Regions from separate parts of the Homo sapiens genome. Here region 1 is linked to region 2. Evidence: chromatin contacts called from ENCODE Hi-C data. All regions are on one chromosome and are shown on one strand. Each heading gives the region's core, a stretch centred on a gene start or an enhancer-like site at or near the end of the contact. The rest is flanking DNA. Distances are from core to core; before and after follow the strand shown. Region 1 overlaps PDE4B (phosphodiesterase 4B). Region 2 overlaps PDE4B (phosphodiesterase 4B).

Region 1 (3,970 bases), core at 584-3,083, 140 kb after region 2:
ACTTCTTCCGATCCTTCTTTCTGATAAAAATGAAAAAGAAAACATTTGCCAGTTCAGTGGCGACATACTTTTGGTGTGCTTGGTGACTCTTGGTTAACAGGTGGTCCACAGTTTTTGCAAGGCCAGGCTCGGCTCGTGTATTAAATAGGACCCCATTAGGGACCACCATTCCTGTCTCCTTGAAGACTTGGAGGGTGGCACTAATTTTTGCCATTTCCTTGAGATGCTGTTATGGGTTGAATTATATCCCCAAAGGATATATTGAAGTCCTATCCCCTGGTATCTATGAATGTGACCTTGTTTAGAAATAGGGTGGATGCAGATATTATTAGTTAAGATGAGGTCATACTGGAATAGGGTGGACCCTTTCCCAGTATGACTGGTATCTTTATCAGAAAAGGGAAATTTAGACACAGCTATAGACACAGAGGGAAGACAGTTATGTAAATCTGGAGGCAGAGATTGGAGTTATGCTGCCACAAGTGATGGATTGCCTGGGGGCTACCAGAAGATGGAAGAGATGAGGAAGAATCCTCCTTCTAAGACTTTGGAGGGAGCATAGACCTGCTGACACCTTATTTTTAGATTTCTAGCCTCCAGAACTGTGAAATAAACTTCTGTTGTTTAAAGCCACTTAGTTTGTGTACTTTGTTATAGCAGCCATAGGAAACTAATACAGATGCAATATATATACTATATATAATATATATGAATACATATACATAAATATATATACTATATATAATATATGCATACATATACATAAATATATATAATCATATATATTTATAAATTCATTATCCTCGTGGAAGTGTCTTACTGGCATATCCAGGATCATTCTCTGGGCCTTTGCTACAACAACAGCTATAACTTTACAATTCAATGAACAAAGGGTTCTGCCAACTGCTAAGTATGCCCATCCCAATTGTACATTTGGAAATTGTGCAAAGGCCCACCCGTACCCATTGTGAGACAGACATGGTTTGGACTCCGGTTGCTAGTTGACTTCCATATACCTCTACTCTTAGCAGGAGGGTAATGTATTAGTCAGGGTTCTCTAGAATCATATATATATTATATATATGAGAGCTTATTATGTATTAACTTACATGATCACAAGGTCCCACAATAGGATGCCTGCAAGCTTGAGGAGCAAGGATAGCCAGTCTGAGTCTCAAAACTGAAGAACTTGGAGTCTGATGTTCAAGGGCAGGAAGTATCCAGCATGGGAGAAAGATAGAGGCTGAGAGGCTAGACCAGTCTCTCCTTTTCACGTTTTTCTGTCTGTTTTATATTCACTGGCAGCTGATTAGATGGTGCCCATCCAATTAAGATTGGGTCAGCCTTTCCCAGCCCACTGACTCAAATGTTAATTCCTTTGGCAACACCCTCACAGACACACCCAGGGTCAATACTTTGTATCCTTCAATCCGATCAAGTTGGACTCAGTATTAACTATCACAGGCAATGATGGTGTTTGGGATCTTTGGCTATCAGCATCAATCTGTATTCACGTGTTTGGAAATATCTGAGTAATTTACGGATTGATCGATGGTGTTGCAACATCTTTCTTGTTTTTCAGTTGATGTGTTTTGGGTCACAGAACTGGCTCAGGCCTAAAAGCTGAGCATGGAAATAAGGCTTTTCACTGAGCATAGCTGACCTCAAACTTCTACTCTGCCGTCACGTATCTCTTTTGAATATTCATATTCAAATACCCTTATTGGCTGCCTATCTATCTTGCCCCTAGGGACAAAATGTTCTATGAGCCCTTTCCATAAATTCTGTGGGTCATGCCTTGCTGACTCATTCTGAACTTGCTGTGGATTATAGCCTTCTGTCCACCGCTCTTCTATTGGGTACATGCTGCCACCTAGCCTCTGCTCTTCTCAGATCCTATCATCTCCATTGCTATTAGGGAACCCACTACCATAACAATATCTCACATCATTATTCCCAGGGGTCCTTCTGACCTTATTGCCTTGGGCATGTCTTATGGGCCTCCCTAAGGAATATGGTCGGTACAGGGTTTTCTGTCTCATAGAACGGACCCATTGCTTGCATGTTGCTTCTGTGAGCCTTTTAAGCCCTTCCTCCATCATTTGCTACAGCAATTCTGGCATCTCTATTTTGTTTACTGTAGGCCTTTCCTTTTCTCAGGCTTTCAAAGTTAATTGTATCAGCTGATTACAGCAATCACTGGGGCTCTTGCCAGGGCATTAAATCCTGTGTCACTGGAAAGTGCCACTATATTGCAAAACACTCCCTAACACAGCTGTATAGCCTATCTTCTCTTGATTTAACCCCCTGAGGAACCACTTCCAGTTCCTGATGGTAACATGTTATCCATGTCTTGATGTTTTTAGGCATATAATTTCTTTTCTGCTTTACCTGTCCCAACACTTTTGATCAGGTTATGCTGAGATTTTACTCTAATTATGAACCAAGAGAGGAAGTGGAGCAAGTCCTGAGAAGGTAAAGAAATGTTATCTAAGATACCTGCCTCACTTGATACCTTTGTATAACTTCAAACGTGTGTGTGTGTGTGTAGCTCTGTCTTCCAATAAGAGATAATTGGTCACATTTTCAGGTGCATAGGACTCAGGATAACCCAAGATTTGAGATTCTTAACTGTGTCGATACAGATATCCCCATCCAAGCATCAGGGCCCCACTCCCTTCAGGGCTCTAAGTTTGTGTAAGAGACCTGCCTAGACTGAGATCCAGCTTTCTCTGATGCACTGCTAACAATTAATTTTGTTTTCTCTTGTTCTTCAACCGTGGCTGCCATCCAGGTGCAGAAGTGGAAGTTTTATTTAAATAGTGCCTAGGAGTTCCTGTTACTCTCACTTTGCTAATTTACTTTGTTGATTAATAGACTTGAACCTGTCATTTTCTCTCTTCAATCACTGGTGCTGAGCAGTAGCCAACCAATTCCACATTCTTATAGTTGTTATTTCTTCATATCTCTAAAACACCCAGAGTATTGTCGCAGCTATTGCACCGCTTCCACCTGTATCCCATCACAGGACAGCATAGGTGAAAGCCAGTAAAATGCACCAGCATTCCAAGGACTATCAACATTCCACCTATCACCAGCAATAGGGTTCTCATTATCATCCAGCTGGAAAATGATCCAACTCCAGGATCCCCATCTTTACAGTCTGTCTCTTAGAAGTGCTTCTTGTATCAGTGGTCATAGATTGGGTTCCATTCAGGTTAGGGATCCTTGTTTAAGTCACTTATTGGGGATGTGCTCAATAGGGGAGTGAGGGAAGCAGAATAGGATGGGGAAAACGCCAAGCAAGAATGTGGTCTCAGGAGGGACTAGCTTCAGTCTGATCCTACAGGACACTGGAGCACAAATTACACAACAGAACTAGTCGTACATAGAGAAAAAGAGGCTGGCCTTGTGTATCCCATGCCAGGAGGTCATTGGCTGAGTCAACCCTGGAGAAGGGAGGGAAAGTGGTGTATCCACCCAGGCAAAGTGGCTTCCATCTGGTTCAGGGCGATTCTCTGGAATAGGGGTGAGCTGTTTGTTGTTATCTCCAAAAGTCACAGCAAATGGGAGATGGTACAACCAGAAAAGGGAATGTGGGCAAACACCAGCCACATTCACCACAATATTACAGAGCTATTAGGAACTATAATGATCAGCATGAAGTTTTTCTGTGTCCTAGGTAAGAAATACATTTCTTTAAACCGTCTGGAAATCTTCTATAGTCTTGGATAAGAAGGTTGTGTTTATCTTTCCTCCTTTTTAGTGGAATTATACTCAATCCCAAATGCCCATTCACTATGTTTAACAAGGGACCGTCACGCAAATAGCATCTCTCTTCCTGGTCTGCTGTCAACTCTTCAAGTCTCCACATCAAAAATGTTATTCCCTACTGAGTTAACTTTACTTTTCTCTCTCCTTACCTTTGTTCTTGCATATAATGGTTGCAGTGAGGGATTATGAGAACATC
Region 2 (4,168 bases), core at 1,500-3,999:
CCATGAGATCGTCAGCTTTGCCAAATGACAGCAAACATATAATTTCAAATGGAAAATACACTCATTAAGCCATTTAGACTAGTGAAGTTATATGTGTTATATTTTATATTCCATTTGTATATGGACTCATTTTTCATATTGAAATATTAGCATAAATGAGGAGATCTAAACACTGCCTTCATTTGATTGGGAAATTATCTTAAGTACATGATATAGGATATTTAAAGAGGCTTTAGCATTCATAGCTTGGAATTGGATAGTTTATGGTTATTTTCTTATTTTTGTTGAAATTTAAACTGCACTTTCTGAAATAGCATTTATTATACTTTCAGATATCATCTGTCTTGACTAGGAAGTCAGTCACTGAATGAGTAATTTTGTTTCTGGTATTACTGCCTGACAAACTGATTTTCAGAGATGGTCATAAAAGCAGCATTAATGATCATTTTTAGAGATAGAATGACAAATATCTTGATAAATCATGCCTTGTGCTTAACTTATTTATGAATAGTTTCTGCTGTGGATCTTTTTGGTGCTCTTAAAATGCAGTTAAATTTGTAGTTCAAGAATTGAATTTTTATTCTTCCAGTAATTGCAGCCAAGGGCTGCACTCTCTTTCAGCCTAGATAAGCCACAGTGACATTCCTAGGCCAAAAGAAGGATGCTTGTTGAAAGCTGGTGGGCAGTGAAAAGGACAGGCAGTGTATAGCTTCCCTTTCAAATGCAGAAACAGGGCTTCTCCAAGGTGGAGTGTTGATAAATTATGGGATATTCCAAAAGTCCTTAGTCCACACTTTCTGCTCTAGCAAAGGTAATTTTTGCTATTTATTTTGACCTAAGTACCTTTATAAAGATTTTGTTTTTTCCTCTGGAGGAAGGTAACTAATATTTATTGAGCACTCACCATGTGCCAAGCATCTTAGGAAATGCTTTAAATGCAGTCTCATTTAATTCCTACTATTACCTTGTGATGAAAGCATTATTATACTAATTTTGAGGATGAAAACATTAAGCCTCAGCCAAGTAATTTGCTTAAGTTTATATAGCGAGGGCTGACTTGTTTTTTTTCTTTCACCAACCCAAAGTCTATACTTTTTCTAGTGCCTGCTTAAGACTCAGTATGTTAAAACTTTAAAAATATTTATTGAGAGTTTCAGTATGTTCCAGGTATATAACTTAGATATATTTATTTTCATTTTAAAGATGAAGAAATGGAGAGGTTCAGATTAATACTTTTTTCAGCATTACACAGAGCCAGGATTCAAACTTAGGTCTATCTGACTCCAAAGCCTATGCTCTTACCTACCACATTGACTTGTAAGACTTTTTCTTAAAGGGTTATATTTTAAAATTATTATTAATATTTACAATTATTTTCTATTTAATTCTTTTCTTAAGTACATAAATGCCATAAGTGCTACCCCCTTTTCATGCAAATATAGTGAGTTAATGTGGAGGATCTACTACTAAATGCCTTTAGGATTCTGCTAAACGCTTCGAATACGTTAGGGTTTCTCAACCCCAGTGCAATTGATACTTTGGGCCAGATGATTCCCTGTTTGGGAGACAGCCTGTCTCGTGCATTGCAGGGTGTTTAACAGCATCCCTGGCCTCTACCAACTAGATGCAAACAACACTCTCTTTTCCCCCTACCCAGTTGTGACAACCAAAAATGCTTCAGACATTATCAAATATCTTTTGTCAGAGAGGAAATCACCTGAAGTTGAAAACTAATGGTCTACATTATCTCATCTTATCCTTAGAACACCCCATGAGGCTCATATCATTATGATCTCAGCTTTACACAATAAGAATAACTTGCTCAGGGTCATATGCTGAGAAATAGTATCTTCAGGGCTCAAATTGAAGGCTTACCTATGACTTTGGACTAATTTTTGTTGTATTTCATGGACTACGTCTTGTCTTCAAACTTAACTTGAGCATCCTCAAGGCTTGGCTATGTCAGATTCTCCTTTTTCTTTTGCCCCAAGGGCACCTAGAAAAGTACTTAATACCCAGCTGTGCTTTGACAGATGTTCATTAAGCAAATGACCCATTTTATGTGGGTCATATTTAAATAAGCATATTTTAAATAAAATAGAGCTGAGTGCAGTAATTAAGAATCAGACACATCACAGGTTTACATCTCATTCCTGCCATTTATTAGTTATAGGATCATGGAAAAATTTTTGACCTATTTGATTTCCTCATTTGTTTGTGACTAATAATCCCTCCTGTGGATAATGTGAGGAGTGAGTTAACATATAAAGTCATCTAGCATAGTACAAGACACAAGGTTACAAAGTTAAGTACATGATAGCTACTAGTAATACAAATAATATTAATATTAATGATAGTAAGGTGGCTTGGATTTTCTCTTTATATTATGACATAATTTACATATACTTTTATTTCAATAAATTTAGAAAAAAATTTCTTGTCTGCCTAAGACAACTTGAAAGCTGCTGTTTCATTAACGTTAAATAAAAATTACATGAAATATAAAATATACAGAAGGTAAATGAGGAAATTAGGGGGAAAAAGTAAAGCCAAACAAACAAACCAAAAAAAACCCCAGGACCATTAAAAGACAAAATTAACATATTGTAGTACTGAGGTTTCAGTGAGGAATTAAGCTTAGTTCCTTTCATTTCACTAAAGAAGTTTTAACCCTTGTGGTGGCTCAAGGGCTAGGGCTTCTTTTGGCTTTGAGAGCAGATGAATTGACTCATCCCTGACCTCAGCCCTCAGCCTTCTGCTGATTTGGCATCTCTAGCTTCCTTCCCCGAGGTCTGACCTTTTGCCTCATTTCCTCTGACTCAATTTTGGGTTCTGTTCTTGGCTTTCAGTTTCTGCTCTGAGAGTTCCTTTTCTAAATTTCTGGGTCCTCTTGTAGGTTAGTTACTCACTTGTTTCAGTTTCTCTGCTGGTCTCCTTCTTAGGGTATGGCCCTCCATGCTCTGCCACACCTGGGTTGCATCAGCTGCTCAAAGGCAGCATTTCTCACCTGCTGCTGCTCTCCCTGATCCAGGGCCAACTTGGACAAATCCCTTCCAAATGTAATTGGCCATAATCATGTAGGTTTTAACTATAGGTTGGTGGCATTAAATTTCCAAGACAGTAAAATGTCAGGGTGGAAATTCATTGTTTTTAGATACTGGAGGGACTTTCTGTGTTTTAAATGCCTCTCAATTATTTTTTTCATCCATTGGCACACTTTGGAATGTTAATATTTGTAGTAAATACTGAACTACATAGATAATGCTGTTTGTGGTTCTAGGAATTACATGCCTATCCTAGGGACTGAGGGGACGACTGTCTCAGCCTCCTATATGATATTATGTATAGAAATGCACTGGTTGAGAAGCTCTATTCTAAAGTCTCCATGAAAACACAAATAGATAGCACTGGGCAGGGGTTGGGAGAGAGTATAACACCTTAAACAATTATTCTCTAGCTTCTTTATTTCTATTTGCCTGTCAACTGCTTTCTAAGGGTCCTAGACAGCCCTGGAAAAGTTGCCCCAGGAATACAAAACCTTAAGAATGAAGATAAGGACACTAAAGTTTCTGTAGGGGCTGGAGAGGGAATACCTAAATCTATTCTAAGACATGTTGGGAGATACTAAAACTGGAACGAGATTGGGAACAGGCAGAGAGTTAGGAGGCTACCGAGGGAGTTCAGGAATGAGGTATTGAGGGTTTGGTTTATTAGCTGCTCACCTGTAGAGGAGTGAGTCACTTATTTAAATTCATACAGAAAATATGTAAGCATATATGGTGGGTTGGTTGTTAATACTTTGTCAAATGCATGCCACTTAACTAATCGTGGGAGGTCACTATAATTACCATTTAGATGTGAGAGGTATACGGAGGGAGAAAGAAGTCAACAGTAATATGCAAGTTACTATTTTAATTAATTGGGGGAATTGAATTGCCATTCACTAAAGAAAGACTAAGAAAAAGATACAGTTTTGCTGGGGGAAATGGCATGTTGAGTTTTGAACGTGCAAGTTTGAGATATTTTTGCCATATAAAATAATACCTATCTGAAAAGTATTTGGAAGGTGGTCTGGAACTCTCAGGAAAAAGCCAGATCAGAGTAAACAGATTTTAGAAGTGAACAATATAGAGATCTATACATTTTCATTGTGGGCCCTGGAAATCAT

The links. A loop is a pair of places that touch in the nucleus more often than their neighbours do. Pooled maps may share reads with other maps.
Region 1: a loop to region 2 is called in a map of K562, with 2.3 times the contacts of the local background. The contact joins two enhancer-like sites. A Hi-C loop is called at or near these places in 1 of 168 maps with a recorded cell type or tissue (K562), 5 of 37 single-sample maps with no recorded cell type and 12 of 50 pooled maps.

What each region holds. Positions count from the first base shown.
Region 1 is chr1:65,947,243-65,951,212 of GRCh38, forward strand. The region is part of intron 3 of PDE4B (phosphodiesterase 4B); the gene reads left to right. Among named protein-coding and RNA genes, the nearest start is that of PDE4B-AS1, 100 kb to the right of the region's middle. Within about 2 kb of position 1,834, at least 3 of the 41 ENCODE cell types and tissues checked have a DNase peak (open chromatin) inside an H3K27ac peak, as active enhancers do.
Region 2 is chr1:65,809,410-65,813,577 of GRCh38, forward strand. All of the region lies in intron 1 of PDE4B (phosphodiesterase 4B), which reads left to right. Among named protein-coding and RNA genes, the nearest start is that of PDE4B, 19 kb to the left of the region's middle. RefSeq lists an enhancer at 2,763-2,992. Within about 2 kb of position 2,750, at least 2 of the 41 ENCODE cell types and tissues checked have a DNase peak (open chromatin) inside an H3K27ac peak, as active enhancers do.